Regions from separate parts of the Homo sapiens genome. Here region 2 is linked to region 1. A link is a loop called in an ENCODE intact Hi-C map of the cell type or tissue named here. Cell type or tissue: CD4-positive, alpha-beta T cell. All regions are shown on one strand. Each heading gives the region's core, and the rest is flanking DNA. Links, peaks and the distances in the headings are about the cores only.

What was found. Peaks named below come from ENCODE experiments on the same cell type or tissue, not always from the same donor. Only the 100,000 strongest peaks of a DNase experiment are listed, where the experiment ranks them.
Region 2: a loop joins it to region 1, with 6 times the contacts of the local background. A loop is called at or near these places in 6 of 110 quality-filtered maps.

The regions. Positions count from the first base shown.
Region 1 is chr16:31,468,286-31,478,251 of GRCh38, forward strand. TGFB1I1 (transforming growth factor beta 1 induced transcript 1) reads left to right here and starts at 3,867. Exons shown (of 11, transcript NM_001042454.3): 1 at 3,867-3,916; 2 at 5,156-5,271; 3 at 5,397-5,449; 4 at 5,550-5,692; 5 at 5,867-5,954; 6 at 6,065-6,170; 7 at 6,278-6,472; 8 at 7,727-7,900; 9 at 8,196-8,277; 10 at 8,577-8,725; 11 at 9,025-9,673. The coding sequence starts at 3,904. The coding sequence ends at 9,291. RefSeq lists enhancers at 4,206-4,746, 7,261-7,993, 7,994-8,725, 8,726-9,458 and a silencer at 8,752-8,841. In CD4-positive, alpha-beta T cell, for the core only: no CTCF peak of the experiment used is centred there; DNase peaks (open chromatin) are centred at 4,726, 7,856 and 8,046; H3K4me3 peaks cover 819 bases; H3K27me3 peaks cover 2,425 bases.
Region 2 is chr16:31,855,243-31,866,050 of GRCh38, forward strand. It overlaps the pseudogene RBM22P13. Among named protein-coding and RNA genes, the nearest start is that of ZNF267, 13 kb to the right of the region's middle. RefSeq lists a silencer at 4,242-4,331. In CD4-positive, alpha-beta T cell, for the core only: a CTCF peak has its summit at 4,317 (motif pointing right); DNase peaks (open chromatin) are centred at 4,319 and 6,349; H3K27ac peaks cover 604 bases.

The sequences.
Region 1 (9,966 bases), core at 269-8,268:
ACTTTGCTATTGTGAATAGTACTGCAATAAACACAATGAGTCCAGCTGTCTTTTACATGATTTCTTTTCCTGTGGGTAGATGCTCGTTAGTGGGATTTCTGAGTCAAATGATAGTTCTAGTTGTAGGTCTTTGAGAAATCTCTATGCTGTTTTCCAGAGAGGTTGAGCTAATTTACATTCCCACCAACAGTGTATAAGTATTCCTCTTTCTCCACATTCATGCCAACATCTGTTGCTCTTTTACTGTTTAATAATTGGCTTGCAGATTTTTGACTCCTCAGTGGCAGCCTGATTTTGGGGAGAGCTGCACTGGGCCTGCCAAGGTTTGCTTCTGGGCAGCTGAGGTTGGCACTTGCTGTCTCTGAGCCTCTGTGAGTGTTGGTCCAGGTCTCTGGTTTTCAGGCTATGCATTAGAACCAAGCAGTGAGCTTTGAAAAACTATTGATGCCTGGGGTCTTTTTGCTCACATTGGACTGGGCATCGGTATTTTATTTTATTTTATTTTATTTTTTGGAATCTTGTTCTGTCACCCAGGCTGGAGTGTGGTGGTACAATATTGACTCATTGCAGCCTCCGCCTCTCTGGTTCAAGCAATTCTCATGCCTCAGCCTCCCAAGTAGCTGGGATTACAGGTGCCACCATGCCCGGCTAACTTTTTTTGTATTTTTAGTAGAAATGGGGTTTCACCATGTTGGCCAGCCTGGTCTCGAACTCCTGACCTCAGGTGATCTGTCTGCCTTGGCCTCCCAAAGTGCTGGGATTACAGGCGTGAGCCACCGCGCCCAGTCAGGCCCTATCTTCAAATATAGTCACACTGAGGGTTGAACTGTGATGTATAAATGTGGGGGAGACACAAACATTCAGTCCATAACACTCCCTTTCCCCCAACCCTAGGCAATCACTAATCTACATCGTATCTCTACAGATGACCTATTCTGGACATGTCATATAAATGGAATCATACAATGTGTGATCTTTCATATCTGGCCTCTTTCATATAGCTTAATGTTATCAAGGTTCATCCACACTGTAGCATCTCATTTCTTTTTATTAGGAATAATACAGTTTCACTTTATGGATTGCTGTGGTTTGAACATGTACCCCAGAGTTCATGTGTTGGAAACTTAACCCCCAATTCAACTGTTGAGAGGTGGGAACTTTAAGAAGTGATTAGGTTATGTGGGCTCTTCCCTCATGAATGGATTAATGGCATTATTGCATGAGTAGGTTAGTTATCAAGGGAGTGGACAGCTGATAGATAAATGGATGGGTTCTGCCCCCACCCCACCCCCTCTCTTGCACTGTCTTGCCCTTCTGCTTTCTGCTGTGGGATGAGGCAGAAAGAAGGCCCTCACCAGATGCAGGGCCCTTGACCTTCGACTTCCCAACCTCTAGAACTGAAAGAAAGATATTTCTATTCTTTATAAATTATCCAGCCTTAGGCATTCTACGATGCAGCACAAAACAGACTAAGACATGGATATGCCACTTTCATTTCTTCAATCATCAGTTGACGGACATTTGGGTTGTTTCCACTCGGGCTATTATGAATAATGCTGCTATGAATACTCATGTACAAGTTTTTTTGTGGAATATGCTTTTATTTCTCTTGGTTACATATCTAGAAGGGAAATTGCTGGATCATATAACTCTATGTTTAAACATGTGAGGAACTGCCAGACCATTTTCCAAAGTTAGTGAACGATTTTACATTCCAACCAGCCATGTGTGAGGGTTCCAATCTCTCCATATCCTCACAAAAACTTGCTAATTACCTCTTTCTTTTCAGCTTTTTTTTTTTTTTTTTTTGAGTCGGAATCTCACTCTGTCACCAGGCTGGAGTGCAGTGGCACAATCTCTGCTCACTGCAACCTCTGCCTCCCGAGTTCAAGTGATTCTCCTGCCTCAGCCTCCCGAGTAGCTGGGATTACAGGTGCCTGCCACCACACCCAGCTAATTTTTGTATTTTTAGTAGAGACGGGGTTTTGCCAAGTTAACCAGGCTGGTCTCCAACTCCAGACCTCAGGTGATCCGCCCGCCTCGGCCTCCCAGAGTGTTGGGATTACAGGCGTGAACCACTGAGCCTGGCCTTTAAAATATTATCATTATTATTTGAGATGGAGTCTCGCTCTGTTGCTCAGGCTGGAGTGCAGTGGCACGATCTCAGCTCACTGCAGCCTCCACCTGCCAGGTTCAAGGGATTCTTCCGCCTCAGCCTCCCAAGTAGCTGGGACTACAGGTGCCCACCACCATGTCTGGCTAATTTTTTTGTGTGTTTTTAGTAGAGACTGTTTTCACCATGTTAGCCAGGCTGGTCTCGAACTCCTGACCTCAGGGGATCCACCCACCTCGGCCTTCCAAAGTGTTAGGATTACAGGTGTGAGCCACTGCTCCTTGCCTAATTACCTGTCTTTTTTGTTATTGCCATCCTAATAGGTATGATGTGGCATCTCATTGTAGTTTTGATTTGCATTTCTCTGGGGACTAATGATGTTGAGGATCTTTTCATGTAATCATTGGCTATTTATATAACTTCTTTGAACTGTCTATTCAGGTCGTTTGCCCATTTTTTCTTCTTTTTCTTTTTTATTCTTGACACAGGGTCTCCTCTGTTGCTCAGGAGTTCAGTGGCACAATCTCAGCTCACTGCAGCCTCTGCCTCCAGGTTTCAAGCAATTCTCCTGTCTCAGCCTCCCAAGTAGCTGGAATTACAGGCTCCCACCACCACGCACAGCTAATTTTGTGTTTTTAGTAGAGATGGGGTTTTGTCATGTTGGCCAGGCTGGTCTCGAACTCCTGACCTCAAGTGACCTGCCCGCCTTGACCTCCCAAAGTGCTAGGATTATAGGTGTGAGCCACCATGCCTGTCTCGCATTTTTAAAAAGCTCCCCAGGTTGTTCCGATTTGCTGCTGGGTTGATACTCACATTCCAGTGCTCAGATCTGTCCAGAAGAGTGGCTGCAGCACAGTTGTCTGTCCATAACTACCTCTATGGCCTCTCGTTTCCACCTCGTTTCTCAGGGTCTCAGTCCAGGGAAGGCCTTGCCACTTTGTGGCTGGAGACTGTGTCTTGCTTTCTGCTCTGAGTTCATCAGTAACTTGGGAAAGGGCTGTTTCAGAGCAGGCCTGGGCCACCTCAGTGCTGAGGAAGGGCTTTGTCTTGCAGGCTGGCTGGGGGTTGGTTGCCTGGGAGTGTTTTCCCCGAATTTGCAAGGGGCTTGCGCCCGGGTTCGAGTTTACGTGTGTCCATGACCAAGTCTTGGAGGGAAGGTCCTAGTGTAGAGTCTGTGGGTGGGTTCACTGTGTCTGTCCCCGTCCCTCAGATTTCTTTGTGTCTGGTATGTATGCCTCTTGGGGCCTCTATTTATCTGTCAGGGTCTCCGATGGGAGGGTCTCCGAACCTGAGGTCTAATTGAGCCTTAGAATATCACTCCTGCTACCAATCCAAAAATTCCGTCTGGGACAAGTCTCCCAGGAATGGCATGGGTGGGAGGGAGGCTCTTGTCTAGGACTCAGGCGCTAGCTTTGAGCGGTGTCTGTTTGGGGGCCTCAGTCCGTGTCTGTAAGTCTCCCTAGGGAGCGGCTCTGGGGCTTGGTCTGGAGAAGCCACTTCTCTCTGGCTCTGGCCTCCTGGGGCTCCCTGCAGCTGAGGCCAAGGCTGGGGTGTGGCCGCCTCCGCGGCAGGCCGGCGGGCTGGGCTCGGGTGGGCCGGGGCGCTCCCTCCTTTCCACGCCCCCACCTCGGGTTCCCCCGTTCATCGCCCCCCCATCCCCATCTCAGCGGGTCCCGGCTTCCTTACATGGTCACGGCCGGGCTTCCAGCTCCCGGACGTCCCCCGCCCCCCGCCCCCACCGGACACGGCCCCCGCCCTGTTCGCCCCGCGCCACCGGCCCGCGCCCCGCCATGGAGGACCTGGGTGAGTGGGGCCGGATCCCCGGGTCCGTGGCCCCTCACCGCTGCCCAGAGCTGCCTCCCCGCCGTCGCTCTCCCGCATCTCCCCATCCCTGTCTTCTTACTTCTGCTTTTCGCCTCTGCCCGCGCCTCCTTTCCAACTCCACGTCCCCCTTCCTGCCTCTCCCTTCCTGCCTTTCCTGGGCCGGCCGCTCCCTCCCTTCTTCCCTCGCTGTGCTCCTCCATCCCAGGCTGCGGCAGATGGAACGGGAGGTGCGGCGCCCGCGGGCGCCCGGGCGCGGGGCTCTGGGGAGGGAGGGGTTAAAGGGGCCTCGGCCCGGGGACCGGGAAAGTAGAGGGCACGGGAAAGTCTGGCATCAAGTTTTGGAGAAAAAAAGCGGGCCTGCCTGCACCAGAGTTTTGGGAGAGGAGGAGTTAAGGGCTCCTGAGCACAGTGAGGGTCAGGTCCTTGAGGCAAGGAAGAGAATAGTAACTCAGGAGTGCCTAGGCGCCCGCGAAGGCTTCAGGGTTTCACGCGGGTGCTCAGAGACGAAGACTGAGGGCAGGACTTCTGGGTTCTGGAAGTGAAAGGGCTCAAAAGACCCGGATCTGGGGATGCAGGGATGGAGAGAGGTGTCTTGTCCGGAAGGGGGACCCAGGTATCTCGTCCTCCCTGCGAAGCCTGGGGCTGGAAGGCTGTGCGCTCCACGGGAGAGAGGGGCTTCCGGCCCCTGGCGGTAGAGGGCGCTGCTCGGTAGGGGTAACTGACGCTGTACCGCAGATAAACAGCCAATCAGAAGGCAGGTCCCAGCGAAGCGCCAGTGAGGAGCCCAGGGCGGGACTCAGGGGCCTGGGAGTGGCCAGGCTGGGCGGGGCCTGTGTAGGTAGAGGGAGGAGTTAACCAGCATGGAAGAGAGAGCGTCCAATCAGAAAGCTGAGGGCCAGGCACTGGGCCAATGGAGCAATTTGGAGGGGAGCCAAATTTGGCTTGGGTGAAGAGCCCATTTTGACTGCATCAGAGAAGATGGGGAGAATAAAATAATCAGGAGGCTGGGTTTGTGCTTGGCTCCAAGCGTGAGCAACTGGGATATTCTGGTCATAAATATTCCTTGCTACCCTTCGAGCAGTGCTCTGCCTGGCTCTGGCCCTGTGACCTCTTCTCTTAATACTGGCTTCTGTCCTTCTCCAGTACTGCCCACTGGGAACCTTATCTTCTGATCTAACCGTGACCCTTGTCTCTCTCCCTGATGGCCTCTTCCTGCAGATGCCCTGCTCTCTGACCTGGAGACTACCACCTCGCACATGCCAAGGTCAGGGGCTCCCAAAGAGCGCCCTGCGGAGCCTCTCACCCCTCCCCCATCCTATGGCCACCAGCCACAGGTGAGATCGGATGTTGGGGACTGGGGCAGCCACTAGGGCCAGGCTCGGCCTGGTCTATGGGGATCTCAGCCTCAGTGGGGCAGAGTGCAGGCCTGTCATCCCACCTGTGCGTCTCCGCTCTGTAGACAGGGTCTGGGGAGTCTTCAGGAGCCTCGGGGGACAAGGACCACCTGTACAGGTGAGGGGCCTGGAAACCAGGGCATGGGGGCCAACTGAGTCTCAGGTGAGGAGGCTTGGATTCCCCACCCCTGAACCCAGGCTCCCACTCTGCTTCCCAGCACGGTATGCAAGCCTCGGTCCCCAAAGCCTGCAGCCCCGGCGGCCCCTCCATTCTCCTCTTCCAGCGGTGTCTTGGGTACCGGGCTCTGTGAGCTAGATCGGTTGCTTCAGGAACTTAATGCCACTCAGTTCAACATCACAGGTACCAGGGTGACTGAGAGAGGCCTTGATGCGATAGGGGCAGGGGAGGGAAGGGTGGGGCAGAGACTAAGAGGAATACACTTCCCAGAGTAGCAGTTAAAGGGACCTAAAGCCTCAAGTGTGAGGGTGCGTTGAGCATGGCCCTATATGTAGCGTCCTCCTCTCCTCTCTCCAGATGAAATCATGTCTCAGTTCCCATCTAGCAAGGTGGCTTCAGGAGAGCAGAAGGAGGACCAGTCTGAAGATAAGAAAAGACCCAGCCTGTGAGTTTGGCGTCGTTGTCAGGGCTGAGAGATGAGTCCTGGATATCTGAGTCACTAGAGGGAGCGTTGCTCTGGGAGGCTCTGAGATGACACAAGCATGTTCTTCACAGCCCTTCCAGCCCGTCTCCTGGCCTCCCAAAGGCTTCTGCCACCTCAGCCACTCTGGAGCTGGATAGACTGATGGCCTCACTCTCTGACTTCCGCGTTCAAAACCATGTGAGTTGGGCAGTGGGCCAGTGTCCATTTGTGGCTCCCCAACCCCTTCTAGACAATTCCACATCTGCTGCTTTGCTGACTCAATTCTCATGTCCTCCCCGCTGCAGCTTCCAGCCTCTGGGCCAACTCAGCCACCGGTGGTGAGCTCCACAAATGAGGGCTCCCCATCCCCACCAGAGCCGACTGGCAAGGGCAGCCTAGACACCATGCTGGGGCTGCTGCAGTCCGACCTCAGCCGCCGGGGTGTTCCCACCCAGGCCAAAGGCCTCTGTGGCTCCTGCAATAAACCTATTGCTGGGCAAGTAAGTGGAGCCTTGTGAGAAGGGAGGCAGAGACCTGTCACAGACCCATCTTTAGTGAGAGCTGGGCTTTATGCTGTTCCCTTTTAGTAAGTTAATCTGGGAAGTGGGTATCATTATTACTTATGTTTTATGGATGAGGAAACTGAAGCTCTGAACCACACAGCAGGTTAGTGGTAGGGTGAAAATTCCAACCATGTTACCATTTATTGTGGTCCTACTGTGTGCCAGGCACTGTGCCAGCTCCTTTACAAACCCTCATCTCATCTGATCTTCACAAAACACTCTGTGGCTCCACCCAATATCTCTCAGGCATCTACAAAGGCTCTCTCTTCCTCCGTCAGAGTCTGGACTGGGTTCACTGGTCCTTGTTTTATTGACTGAGCAGATGTGATTGACAACAGCTGTGCCTAGGGGTTAACCTAGTGCCCCCTGCTAGATCAAGTACCTGACTCCCAGCCCAGAATTGCCCATCTCAGCAAAGGAGGGTGGCATTGTGACTTTTGTGGATCATAGGCACTTTCATCTTCATGAGTCCCTTCGTCCATTAAAATAAATAGATTTTTATGTCTGTGTTGGTGTAAAGATGGGTATGTTATTATTGTGTATTACAGCATTTTCTTCTAGTTCATTTTTTTATTCTGAATTTTTAAAAACGGATTTTTCACTTCCTCCCTCTTATTTATTTTGAGGCAAATTCTCACTCTTGTGACCCAAGCTGGAGTGCAGTGGTGCGATTGTGGCTCACTGCAGCCTCGACCTTCTGGGCTCAAGTGATCCTCCCAGCTCAGCCTCCCGAGTAGCTGGGACTAAAGGCGCCCGCCACCTCGCCCAGCTAATTTTATTTATTTATTGTAGAGATGGGGCTTCGCCATGTTGCCCAGGCTGGTCTCAAACTCCTGGACTCAAGTAATCCTCCCACCTCAGCCTCCCAAATGCTAGGATTAGAGGCACGAGCCACCCAGCCTGATCGTATTTTGATTTTAAAAAAATTAAAACGTTTTTATGGGCCCCTAAATGTATTGTGGGCTCCAGGCGCTGTGCCTGCTGTGCCTCATGTATAGGTCAATCCTGGAGCGCAGCTGGAAGACGGAACACGGGAGCTAGATCTCCATCGCTTACAGGCTGCGTGATCTCGAACACTGGATTCTTTATTCTGATCGCTCAGAGAGGACTCGAAAAACGCCGCGTAAATCTTGCCTCACTGGGCATGTGGTTGTCAGAGCCGCTCTGACCCGCCTCACCTCCCACTCGCAGGTGGTGACGGCTCTGGGCCGCGCCTGGCACCCCGAGCACTTCGTTTGCGGAGGCTGTTCCACCGCCCTGGGAGGCAGCAGCTTCTTCGAGAAGGATGGAGCCCCCTTCTGCCCCGAGTGCTACTTTGAGCGCTTCTCGCCAAGATGTGGCTTCTGCAACCAGCCCATCCGACACGTGAGCCCCGCCCGGCCGCACCGAGCCCGCCCTATCTCACCAGGAGAGCTGTGGGACGGGCCTCCACCGCATGGGTCCCGCCCCACCCGCGATACCCCACTCCACCCCTACCCCTTCCCCTTGGCAATGTCCACGGCCCCTTGGACTCCACTCTTCCTTTCTGACCCCCACGTTCCTAGTTAGATCTTCTCCCCCTCCCCCCACGCATGCCTTAGTCCAGTCACCCGGGTTCCGCGCGGGAGAGGAAGGCGCGAAGGCACGGAGGCCGCGCTGAGTGCCCTCTCCCTCCCTGCAGAAGATGGTGACCGCCTTGGGCACTCACTGGCACCCAGAGCATTTCTGCTGCGTCAGTTGCGGGGAGCCCTTCGGAGATGAGGGTGAGAGTGAACTCGACTCCCATCTTAAAAGCTGCGGGTCCCCTCGACGTCTCGCCCCAGCCCCTCCGACCTCCGGAGTCCTCAGGGCCATGGTTTTCCTTCTGCTCTCTTCTGGCCCTGCCCTCTCCTACACAGACTCCGGACCCGAGCCCTCCCCGCTCTGTCCCGCCATAGACCCGGCTCCTCCTTCCCCAAGGCTCCCTCGGACTGCCCCTCCTTCGGCCCCAGATCTCAGGTCTTGTGGGTCCCCCGTCCCGCCCGCACCCTTTGCTTTCAGCCCACTCGGTTCCCTCTCCTAGGTTTCCACGAGCGCGAGGGCCGCCCCTACTGCCGCCGGGACTTCCTGCAGCTGTTCGCCCCGCGCTGCCAGGGCTGCCAGGGCCCCATCCTGGATAACTACATCTCGGCGCTCAGCGCGCTCTGGCACCCGGACTGTTTCGTCTGCAGGGTGCGAGCTGCGGGGCGGGGCGTTGGAGGGGCGGGTCAAGGGTACAGGGCTGTGGGGCGGGGCCTTGGAGGGGCGGGTCAAGGGTGCAGGGCAGGGGGCGGGCCCTCGGGGGGGCGGGTCACGGGAGGTGCTGCTAGGAACCTCGGGTGGGGCGAGTTTTCCGGGCAGGGTCCCACCGGACGGGATTCTTCGCGTCTAGGGCGGGCTGCGGGGTCCCAGGGCGTTATCCGCTAGTAACGCGCGTTGTCTGGCAGTGGCCGCTGACCTGTCTGTCCTCTTTCGCGGCTTCCCTTCCCCAGGAATGCTTCGCGCCCTTCTCGGGAGGCAGCTTTTTCGAGCACGAGGGCCGCCCGTTGTGCGAGAACCACTTCCACGCACGACGCGGCTCGCTGTGCGCCACGTGTGGCCTCCCTGTGACCGGCCGCTGCGTGTCGGCCCTGGGTCGCCGCTTCCACCCGGACCACTTCACATGCACCTTCTGCCTGCGCCCGCTCACCAAGGGGTCCTTCCAGGAGCGCGCCGGCAAGCCCTACTGCCAGCCCTGCTTCCTGAAGCTCTTCGGCTGACAGCCCGCTCGGCTCGCCCTCTCCCCCGGAGGCCGCGCCCTCCCGGAAAAGCCGGGTCCTCCAGACCCCGAGGCCTTGCTCTCAGAGCGGGAGGCCCCACCCACTGGAGAGCCCCGCCCCTAAGGTACTATGAGTCCTCAGGGGTCAAGTTCAGAAACGGCCCAGCCAGACCTAAACCCACACGCCCACAAAGTGGATTGCACACAGACAAGAACTCCCGTGCGGGCCTCCACTCTATTCCCACCCTTGAGGGAGCCCCCTTACTGGGGGAGGGTCCTTGCAATTCCAGCGAATCGGAGGCCAGGCCAGGACGTCCTTGCTCCCTGCACCCTCACTGTTCTGTGCACTTTTTCTACCTACATAAACACACGCATTCCACCTCTCCCTGGTGCTGTCTCTGAATGCGCGCAGGAGCTTGGCCCTGACTCCCCACCCCCGCGCTGGCTCTGTCCCCGGCCGTCTCTAGGTCACTGCCCTGTGGCCGCAGCGGGACCTGCAGCCTCAGCCCTTGCAGGTAGCCACTCCTGCACTTCCTACTTCAAGTATCAGATGAGCCTGAGGCTGGAAAGTGTGGCGACTCGCGCAGGACTGTACAGATAGTGGCAGAGCCAGGACAAGAGCTCCAACTGGGGCCCCACCGAATATTCCCGCCCTCATTACTCTTTCTTCAGTTCT
Region 2 (10,808 bases), core at 1,203-9,202, 390 kb after region 1:
CTCAACCCTTTACTGCTGCCACTGTCACCATGGGGGCTGAAGGACTGGCCTATCTGGTGTTCCATTCCTACCAAAACCTCACCACAGCCTCAACTAGCAAACACAGCCTAAGCAAGGTTATACCTCATAATGAAGGAGAAATAAAGACGTTCCCAGACAAGCAAAAACTGAAGAAATTCATCACCACTAGACAAGCCCTGGAAGATTACCTAGACAGAAAATCAATAATGAAACATCAGATTTAAACTGTACTTTAGACCAGGGGTCCCCAACCGTCGGGTCACAGACCAATACCCACCCCTGGCTTGTTAGGAACCAGGAAGCTCAGCAGGAGGTGAGTGGCAGGTGAGCCAGTGAAGCTGAGCTCTACCTCCTGTCAGATCAGCAGCAGCATTAGATTGTCATAGGAGCTCAAACCCTATTGTGAACTGCACATGCCAGTGATCCAGGCTGTATGCTCCTTATGAGAATCTAATGATAAATGTAATGCACTTAAATTATCCTGAAATCATCCCCCTCCCCTAGTCCTAGGAAAAATTGTCTTCCACGAAACCAGTTCCTGGTGCCAAAAAGGTTAGGCACCGTTGCTTTAGACCAAAGGAACCTAACAGACATCTGCAGAACACTTGATCCAATGACTGCAAAACATACATTCTTCTCAGAAGCACATGGAACAGTCTTCAGGATAGACCCTCTGTTAGGCCAGAAAACGAGTCTTAACAAATGTTTAAAAATTGAAATCATATCAAGTATTTTCTCATACTACAGTGAAATAAAGCCAAAAATCAGTAGCAAAAGGAACTTTGAAAACTGTACAAATACATGAAAATTAAATGACATGCTCCAGAACAACCATTGGGTTAATACAGAAATCCAAACAAATATTTAAAAAATGAAGATGAAAACACAATATTTTGGAAACTATGAAATGCAGCAAAAGCAGTGTTGAGGGAAGTTTACAGCAGTAAATACCTACATCAAAAAAGTAGAAATATTTACAGTAAACAACCTAATGATACACCTCAAGAAACCAAAAAAGCAAGAACAAACTAAGCTCAACATAAGCATAAGGAATAATAAAAATCAGTCAAGGTGCAGTGGCTCATGCCTGTAGTCCAGCACTTTGGGAGACTGAGACAGCTGGATCACCTGAGGTCACGAGTTTGAGACCAGCCTGGCCAACGTGGTGAAACCTCTTCTCTACTAAAAAATACAAAAATTAGCCAGGTGTGGTGGAGTACACCTGTAATCCCAACTACTCAGGGGGCTGAGGCAGGAGAATTGCTTGAACCCAGGAGGCAGAGGCTGCAGTGAGCCGAGATGGCACCACTGCAGTCCAACCTGGGCAACAGAGTAAGACTCCGTCTTAAAACAAAACAAAACAAACAAACAAACAAAGAAATAATAAAAATCGGAGAAGTAAGCAAACTAGAAACTTAAAAAAATACAAAGGGCCAATGAAATAAAACTTTTTTTGAAAACATGAAACAACATTCATAAACCACTAGCTAGACAAAAAATAGAGAAAAGACCCAAATAAACAATGTCAGAAATGAAAAAGCAGACATTTCAACTGATACTGCAGAAAGAAGTATGAAAGATAATCAGAGACTCCTAAGAACAATTGCATGATAACAAACTGGAAAAATTAGAGAAAATATCTAAATTCCTGGACACATACAAACTATCACTATTGAATCAGGGAGAAATAGAAGACCCAAACAAACCAATAATGAGAAATGAGATTGATACAGTAATAAAATGTCTCTCTGCAAATAAAAGCTTGGGGCTTGATAACTTGACAGCTGAATTCTACCAAACTTATAAAGAAGAACTAATATCAATTTTTCTCAAAGTATTCAAAAAATAGAAGGGGGGGGAATTCTTTGTAACTCATTCTATGAAGCAAGCATTACCCTGATATGAAAACAATACAAGGATACAATGAAAACAGAAAGCTACAGTTTAATATGATGAATAAAGATGTTAAAATCTTCAACAAAATACTAGCAAACTGAATGCAACAGCACATCAAAAAGATAACATGCCACAATCAAGTAGGATTTATCCCAGGGATGGAAGGATGGATTTCCACACACAAACCCATAAACACAATACATCACATTAACAGAATGAAATACAAAAACCATACAATCATCTCAATAGATGCAGAAAGAGCATTTGACAAAATTTAACATCTTTTCATGATAGAAACGCTCAACAAACTAGGCCTACAGGAACATACCTCAACTTAATAAAGGCCATATATGACAAATCCACAGGTAACATTATACTAAATAAGGAAAAGCTTAAATCTTTTCTGCTAGGGACTAGAACTAAACAACGATGTTCATTTTCACTATTTCTATTCAACAAAGTACTGGAAGTCCTAGCCGAAGTAATCAGGCAAGAGAAAGAAATAAAAGGCATCTAAATAGGAAAAGTGAAAGTTTAATTGTTGCTTTGTGCAAATGACATGATCTTATATTTAGAAGAACATAAAGATGCCACCAAAAAACTATTAGATTTGATAAATATGATCAGCAAAGTTGCAGGACACAAAATCAACATACAGAAATCAGGAGCATTTCTACATAATAAGTAAGTGGCTGAAACAGAAGTCAAGGAAGCCATCTCATTTACAATAGCTACAAAATATTAAAATACCTAGTAATAAATTTAGCTGTGGTGGTGAAAGACTTCTACAAGGAGAACTAAAAAACACTGATGTAAGATACTGAAGAGTACATAAAAAAATGAAAGGACATTGCATGCCCATAGATTCCATGCCCATAATTTTTTTGTCTAGCTAGTGGTTTAGCCCATAGATCAGAAGAATTAATATTGTTAAAATGACCAAAGCAGTCTACAGATTCAATGCAATCACTATCAAAATGCCAACTTTTTCACACACAAAAGAAGTCTAAAATGTGTATGGAACCAACAAAGAGCCTGGAGTCAAAGCAATCCTGAGCAAAAGAACAAAGCTGAAGACATTGTACCACCTGACTTCAAAATATCATACAAGGTCAGAGCAACCCCAAAAGCATAGTGTTGGTATAAAAATAGACACAGAGACCAATAGAGCAGAATAGAGAATTCAGAAAAAAACCACATATTTACAAGTAACTGACTTTCAACAATGGCACTAAGAACATACGTTGGGAGAAGGATACCCTCTTCAATAAATGGTATTGAAAAAACTGGATAGCTATATGCATAAGCTATTCAATTCATTTGAAGCTAGACTTCTATCAGTATATATATATATATATATATATATATCAGTATATATATATACTGATAGAAGTCTAGCTTCAAATATATATATTTATATATATATATCTCAACTCAAAAAATATATATGATATATGATATATATATCATCTCAAAATAAAAGATTGAAACACAAACCCATAACTATAACACTACTAGAATAAAACATAAGAGAAACCCTCCTGAACATTGATCTAGCCAGATATTTTATGGCTAAGACCACAAAATCACAAGCAACAAACAAATACTAGAAAATGGGACCATATTGAACTACAGAGCTTCTGCACAGCAAAGGAAGCAATCAACAGTGATGAGACAATTTGTTGAATGGGAGAAAATATTTGCAAATTATTCATGTGACACTATCAGTTATATAACTAAAAGATAGGAAAACCTATGTGTACACAAAGGCTCCCTGCAGCACTATTCATGATAGCTGAATGGGTAAACAACCGAAATATCAACCAGTGAGAATAAGGAAAAACAATACACCATGGAACACTACATAGCCGTAAAAAAGAATGAGTTCATGTCCTTTGCAGGGACATAGATGAAGCTGGAAACCATCATCCTCAGCAAACTAACACAGGAACAGAAAACCAAACACCGTATGTTCTCACTCATAAGTGGGAATTGAGCAATGAGAACTCATGGACACAGGGAGGGGAACATCACACACCAGGGCCTGTCAGGGGGTTGGGGGCAAGAATAGGGAAAGCGTTAGAATAAATACTGTGGGAGGCAAGCCACCCAGGTGCCAAGGCAGGAGACCGAAGGCACAAGTTGTTCCAGTATAATAAAGAAAATAATTAGAATAAGAATAGTTATATTAGAAATAGAATATAGACATGATTATATATGAATATTATTAATCATTAGTTTGTAGCATTACTCTTTTATTAATAACTTCTGTCCTACAATTATAACTTAGAAAAACCAGTCCATACAGAGTCAGGAGCTGAAGGGACATGATGAGAAGAAGTGACCAGAAGGCGAGTGTGAGCCCTCTGTCACGCCTGCACAGGGCCACTAGAGGGCTCCTTGGTCTAGCGGTAACGCCAGTACCTGAGAAAGCACCTGTTACTTAGCAGACCTTGGTCTAGCGGTAGCGCCAGTGCCTGGGAAGGCAGGCAAACTTTACTTAGCAGACCGGGAAAGGGAGTCTCCCTTTCCCTGGGGGATTTAGAGAACACTCTGCTATACCACCTCTTGTGGAAGGCCTGACAGCAGTCAGGCCCTCCCGCAGCCATACGAAGGCCTAAACATCTCCCTGTGATGCTGTGCTTTAGCGGTCACGCTCCTGGTCCACTTTCATGTTCCGCTCTGTACACACGGCTCTGCCTTTTAGATAGCAGTAGCAGAATTAGTGAAAATATTAAAGTCTTTCCAAGAAATGCATAGAAGAAATAATGACATAAGCTGTCCCCTCTCTCTCTCCACCTTGGCTACCAAATAGGGAAGGGCCCCCTGTCTGGTGAACACATGACTCGCATGACCTTACCTATCATAGGGGATGACTCACACTTCTAACCCTGCCCCCTTTCCTTGTATACAATAAATAGCAGCGCGGCCAGGCATTCGGGGCCACTACTGGTCTCTGCGTCTTGGTGATAGTGCTCCCCCGGGCCCAGCTGTCTTTTCTTCTATTTCTTTGTCTCATATCTTTATTTCTGTGATCTCTTGTCTCCACACACAAAGAGAAAACTCACAGGTCCTGTAGGGCTGGACCCTACAAAATACATAATGCATGCAGGGCTTAAAACCTAGATGACGGGTGGATAGGTGCAGCCAACCACCATGGCACATGTATGCCTATGTAACAAACCTGCACACTCTGCACATGTATCCCAGAACTTAAAGTAAAATAAAAACCATACATATATATGTTTTTACAATGAAATATATTCAGCAATCAAAACTGAGGCACGTAATGACACATGGTACAAGAGGAGTAAACTTTTCAAAAAGCTAAGAAGAAAGCAGAAGCCGGAGACCTTATACTGTAGAATTCCAATCATAAGACATGTCCAGAAAAGGCAAATCTCTAGAGACAGAATATAAACTAATGGTGTCTAGGGCTGGAAGAAAATGAAGAGTGACTACAAATAGCACAAAGTCTTTTTAGAGATGAACAAAAATAAATTCGACTGAGATTATAATTGCATAACTCAGCAAATACACTATGAGGCATGCAATATATACTTAAAATATGACATTGTGGCTCATCAGGCTGTGTTCTGAGCACAGGACTCCAGCGAGGTGCCTAAAGTCCCATAAATATATTCCAGGAGTCCAGAGAGCAGTGGCTGTTTTATTTATAGTATTTTTGAGTATAGCATTTTTAGTGTGTGATCAAGATATTACGTTATATACAGAAATTATCATAGTTGAAAATCTTACCATTTTTCCTTAAAGCATCAAATACAATTTATAAAACACAAAAGGGAAAGAAAGCCTATGGTGCTGTCTGCATTTCATCCTGGCATAGGTGAAACTCTAGCCTCTCATTTGGCTTTTGGTGGCATACGTGGGCAGGCAGCCATGGTTTTTCAGTGGTTTTGGCTGTAGTAGGGCAGTCACTGGATAAAAGTTTTCTGGTTTTATTTTTTTGCCTTTGCCTATTGGTGTATCTGAGTTGCCAGTTTCTTTAGCTCCAAGACTACAGTATATGGGCAAAGAAACCCGTGTTTCACCCCACTCTGTTATCACATCTTTCTTCGGTTCACGAACAGTATGCTTGCTTTCTTCCACCTTTTAGAGCTTTCTCCATTTGGTTTCATGTATAATGTCCAGGGATTTTAGTTGTACTTATTGGGAAGAATAGAGACATGTATGTCTAGTCTGTCTTCCCCAGAACTGAAATGCTTGGTTGTGAATGGATTAAACTGAGCTATCTCTAATTTGCCCATTATCCAAGCAGAAATATCAAGTTACTGATATTAGTTCCCATCTGAGGCTCTACTCCAGGTGGTGGCATCCCTTCCTGGGCACTGGGGCCTTGGCTGAGGCAGCAGGGAGAGATGCTGCCACTCAGGTCTTCAGCTCCCCTCTAGCATAGTGATGTCACTACCTGTGGTGGGGAATATGATTAACAACAAAGTCTCTTGCCAACTCAGGAAATCTCTCCGGAAAGATAGAAGAGAAAGAAAACAGTTTCATTGAAGAATCATTAAACGGCATTGTGATGCACAAAACAGATAATAACCTAGCACATTGCAAGAAAGAAGGAAATCTCACCCTTGTGCATAGCCAGGCAGCTACAACCAGTGCATGCGTGTTCCCGAGATAAACAGTAACCAGTCCTCAGGGAAGGGACTTGACAGCACTGTTTTTACATGTCCCTCAAGGGTACCCACTGTGTTCACTAATCACATTTATGACAAGAAAAGACCAGTGTCTCATAGTTTATGGCAGGAGTAGGTTAGTAAGTTAGAGCCAGGCACTGGCGGAAGCTGGGCTCCTACCCTCTCATGGGAACTTGCTCCCTTAATGATTCCATTTTAGAGAGATGGCTCCCAGGCCCTTGAGAAAGACAGTCCTGGTTGGAAGTTGGTAAGCGGCTTACTTAACTTTTGGAGACTTCCATACGTCACAAGGGGACAGAGAAGAAACTCATAGGGACAAGTTTTCTTTTAAAAATGCTCTGAAAGAAAAAGGCAGGGTTCCTTTTTCCTCTTTCACTGGGACAAATTTGTTTAATTGGTGATTACCCTTGTATCTGCCAATGGTTCAGTGACCCCCCATCTTCTACTCTCCAGTCTTACCTCAGTTCAGCCACTCCCTCCTGCTCTCTGGTACTCAGCCCTGTGCCTTCCAGCCACCTTTCTCCTTATATCATCAATCCTGTTTCCTAAACTCAGGGATTTCCATGCTCTGTCGGGATCCTGCCTCACTGCACTGCCTCCTGGACGCTCTCTGCAGGCTCTGAGTTGGGGCAGCCAGGGGGTCCCCTCCCTTGGATTCAGCCTCCAGGCCACTGTCCTGTGCCCCTATCAGATACTTTCTAGCATCTGGACACATTTAGGTCACATAGTGGATCTGGCTTTCTACTTGTTTGATGCTGGAGGGAGTCTGGATCTTGTTCTTTCACATACATAGAAGGCAAAGCTCAAAACTGATTTTGAAATTCTTTGTTATTAATTTTGGACTGAGATAAATTCTCTATTACTTTATAGTGACACATATATCGTAGCTCAAAGTTTAGTAGTTAGAATTTTAGATTATTATTTTCAGTACTGTGATTTCCCGTATTTAATCAACTTATAGGAAAGGCATGATAAAGAGATTATCTCATGTTTGAATACCCTTTTCTTTAATTTTTGGATTAGCTCTCTTCCCCCACCAACTCGCAATCTTTCTGCTCTAACCACAGGCACTTTTGGCAGCCATGAATTCTTATTCTGGGCAACAGGAGTGGCTCCACAGATGATGAGTCTATGGCCTGTTATACATGGAGCTCTTGCAAGCAAGTCCTGGTGACCACAAGGTGACCCAAGGCCCCTTCTCAGGCCAGATCGCTATGCCTGAAACAAAGGAAGAACCCTTCAGGGGAAGGAATATTTAGCCTGAAAATTCTTTTGTTCACTCACTTTTCAGGTGTCTTTATCCATTATTGAGCATCATAAATATCCAGATGCACAGATGCTTCCTGATATGTCCATGAGTTTAAAGATTGGACATTACTTCGCCCAGCAATCCTCGTTTTCAAACTTGCCAAGTAAGGTTTTATCATCTCCCACCAACAGAAACAAGGTCATGCTTAGGCCTTGGTGGCATAGAGGGAGGGTCTCTGAAAGTCACTCAAATATACACTCTGAGTAGTTTCAAGGTGTATTCACTTTTCTCTGTCCCTTGTAGGCCAGTCCTTGGAGAGACTAGGAAATCCAGAGTTTCCTACAAGAATGGGGATTCCTTGGAAGAGAGTTTCACCTTGAATCAAGAAAGAGGAATCACATACTTTCAAAGGAAATTTCTCATGATCTCAAGATCTCAAGAACCAGGGGCAGAAGGAAAAGCTGGGCTGACACAATGGTGGTGGTCCTGTCTCCATTCAAAAAGCTACCACTGCCTCTAGACCCTCTCAGGATGGCAACATTTCCTGATTCCAATCCTAAAATAGGCAAAGTTGGGAGGATGCAAACTTCTCCATTCTGTGTCAGACATGTCTTAGGGAAAACCCAAATATGAATAACCAAAGAAAAGTATGAGAAAAAAATTGAAAATCTATTCTAGGCTATTCACAGTGTTTTGCTGGTATCCTGGGATCCACATGCATTTCAAGAAGACTGAAGTGTGCCAGGCCTGCAGGACAATGAAGAGTGAATGTCTTAGTCCTAGACTATGGCCTGTCCATTCAGGTTCATGATACAGAATTGTCTTTAAAAGATGACTTGCCAGAGTCAGACATCAATGAAGAGTACTACATGCAGAATATAGACAAGCAATTGTGGACTCTGATGGAACATGGTAAGTTGGCCTGCTGGAGAGAGTCACATATACCAGTGACACGCTGCTCAAACTGGCGCAGACCACATGCTACTACCAAAGGAATACGCACATTTGCTCCTTCTGAGTGAAAGGAGAATGTGAGGGAGAAGAGGAGGGTCCATACAGACATGAGAAGCCTACAGATCCAGACGATCCCCTTGCTGATAAGAATATTAAAGACTGAATCCAATATTATGGAATCAATGACCCCGGAGCAGATAAGCCTCTAAAGCAGGCTTCACCATACCTTGTCTGGATCCACCAGAGGACAAGGTTATCACCACACTCTGTGTTGGTGATCTCGGTGATGCCATTACTGAGACAGATCTAAATAATCATTTCTAATTATTTGACGATCTGAATGATCACTGTTGTGCAGACAGTAGAGTGCTTTCCATCCAGGTTTCCACAGGGCAGGCTGCAGAAGTGGCTGCTGAGAAATCCTTTAATAAGTTGATTGTCAAGGGCTGCAGACTCGGTAGAAAACGGAGAGGATCCCAAGCAGCCAGAGGGAAAGAAAAAGGACAGAACCACAGGTTGGGATCCAGCTAACGCCTATTCCAGCACTGCCAGGAACAGGAACTCTTCCTCCTCCTGCAGCAGCAGCAGCAGATGTATCTGCCAACCACAGCAACATACCCCCACGTGCTCCTCCAGCTGTGGTGAGCATTGCCTGGCCACCAGCCCCTGGCATGTCCTGCTGCTCCCCCCAGGATTTCAGCCACCCATGTTCCATCCAATGGGACCATTGCCTTCCTTTTGAGAGGACTCTAGGATCAATCCATTGTGTTGGATCCTGTGTTGGACTCCAGGATCAATCCATCTCAGGACCCCCAGAGGATGGGAGCTTGTTCTGGAAATCACAGCAGCCCCTGTCATATTTTCACCACCCTGTGGTTCTATGGAAGAAGCATCACTTTAAAATCTCAATTAATGAACATTGGAGGAAATATTTTTTTCTTTCTTTGTGGTTCCCAGTGCACCTGAATGTGGTCACATATGGGCATGCTTTTTCATATGGATTCAAAGGATCAATGGAGCTCAAATAAGCTGTCATTAAAACATCTGTTTACTATGACTGTAACATGACTAATAAAACCTACTGCCTGTTCCTCTCACCTCTATGGGGGATGAGTGGCTGAGTGAGTTACAGAATGTCCAATGGAGTTAGCAGTCCAATCATATAATCATTTTGTCTCTTTTTATGACTGTGGAAATAGACCTGAGGGGAAAAAAAACCTTTTGAACATGTTTGTGTCCATGGGGTATTTTCCATTTTATTACCTTAAAAAAGGATCACTGGTACTAATTGTTGTAGTGGTGTGTGTGATTTAACTCTTGTGAAGCCACACCCTCAGAAAAACAGGTAGAAACCACTTCCCATCACAGCCCAGATCTTTTCTTTCCTGTCTTTTCCTCATGTATGACCAAAGAAATCTGAGTAGTAGTTTTACTTCCATATACACCAAAAAAAAAAAAAAAAAAAGACAAAATAGAATGTCTTTTTACTTCTATCAGCCAGATGAAAACAGACTTCTTGGAGCATTCTATCATGAAATTAGAAATCATTTTTATTTACATGAAAATTATGGAAACAATTTTCATTAGGTTTGATGAATTTCCCTAAGCTCGAAAGCTAAACACAAGCATTTCCTGACATATCATCAAGAAGAGAAATAGCCTGAAACACATTTGAAAAACACATTAGTATAGAACCCATGCACCCCTCCAGAGTCTATCTTAAGAAGAGCTCCTCAGTCACACACTAGTCCTCTGCCCCAGGCCCCAAGTCGTCCATGAAGCTCTCCTCATTATCTCAGGGGAAAAAGTTCCCTGGGCATTGGACCCTCTGGGGGTCAGCTTCCCAGCCCTGGTGGTGCATCAGAGCCCCCTGGGGGCTTCAGGCCTGCTGATGCCTGGGCCCTAAGCTGGGTCACCCCATCAGAATCTCTGGGATGGGACCTCACAGGATGGTGAAACCCTCTGTAGGGAGTTCTAATCTGCACCTTGCTGTGAATCCCACTTACTGAAGTCCTCGCCTCCCT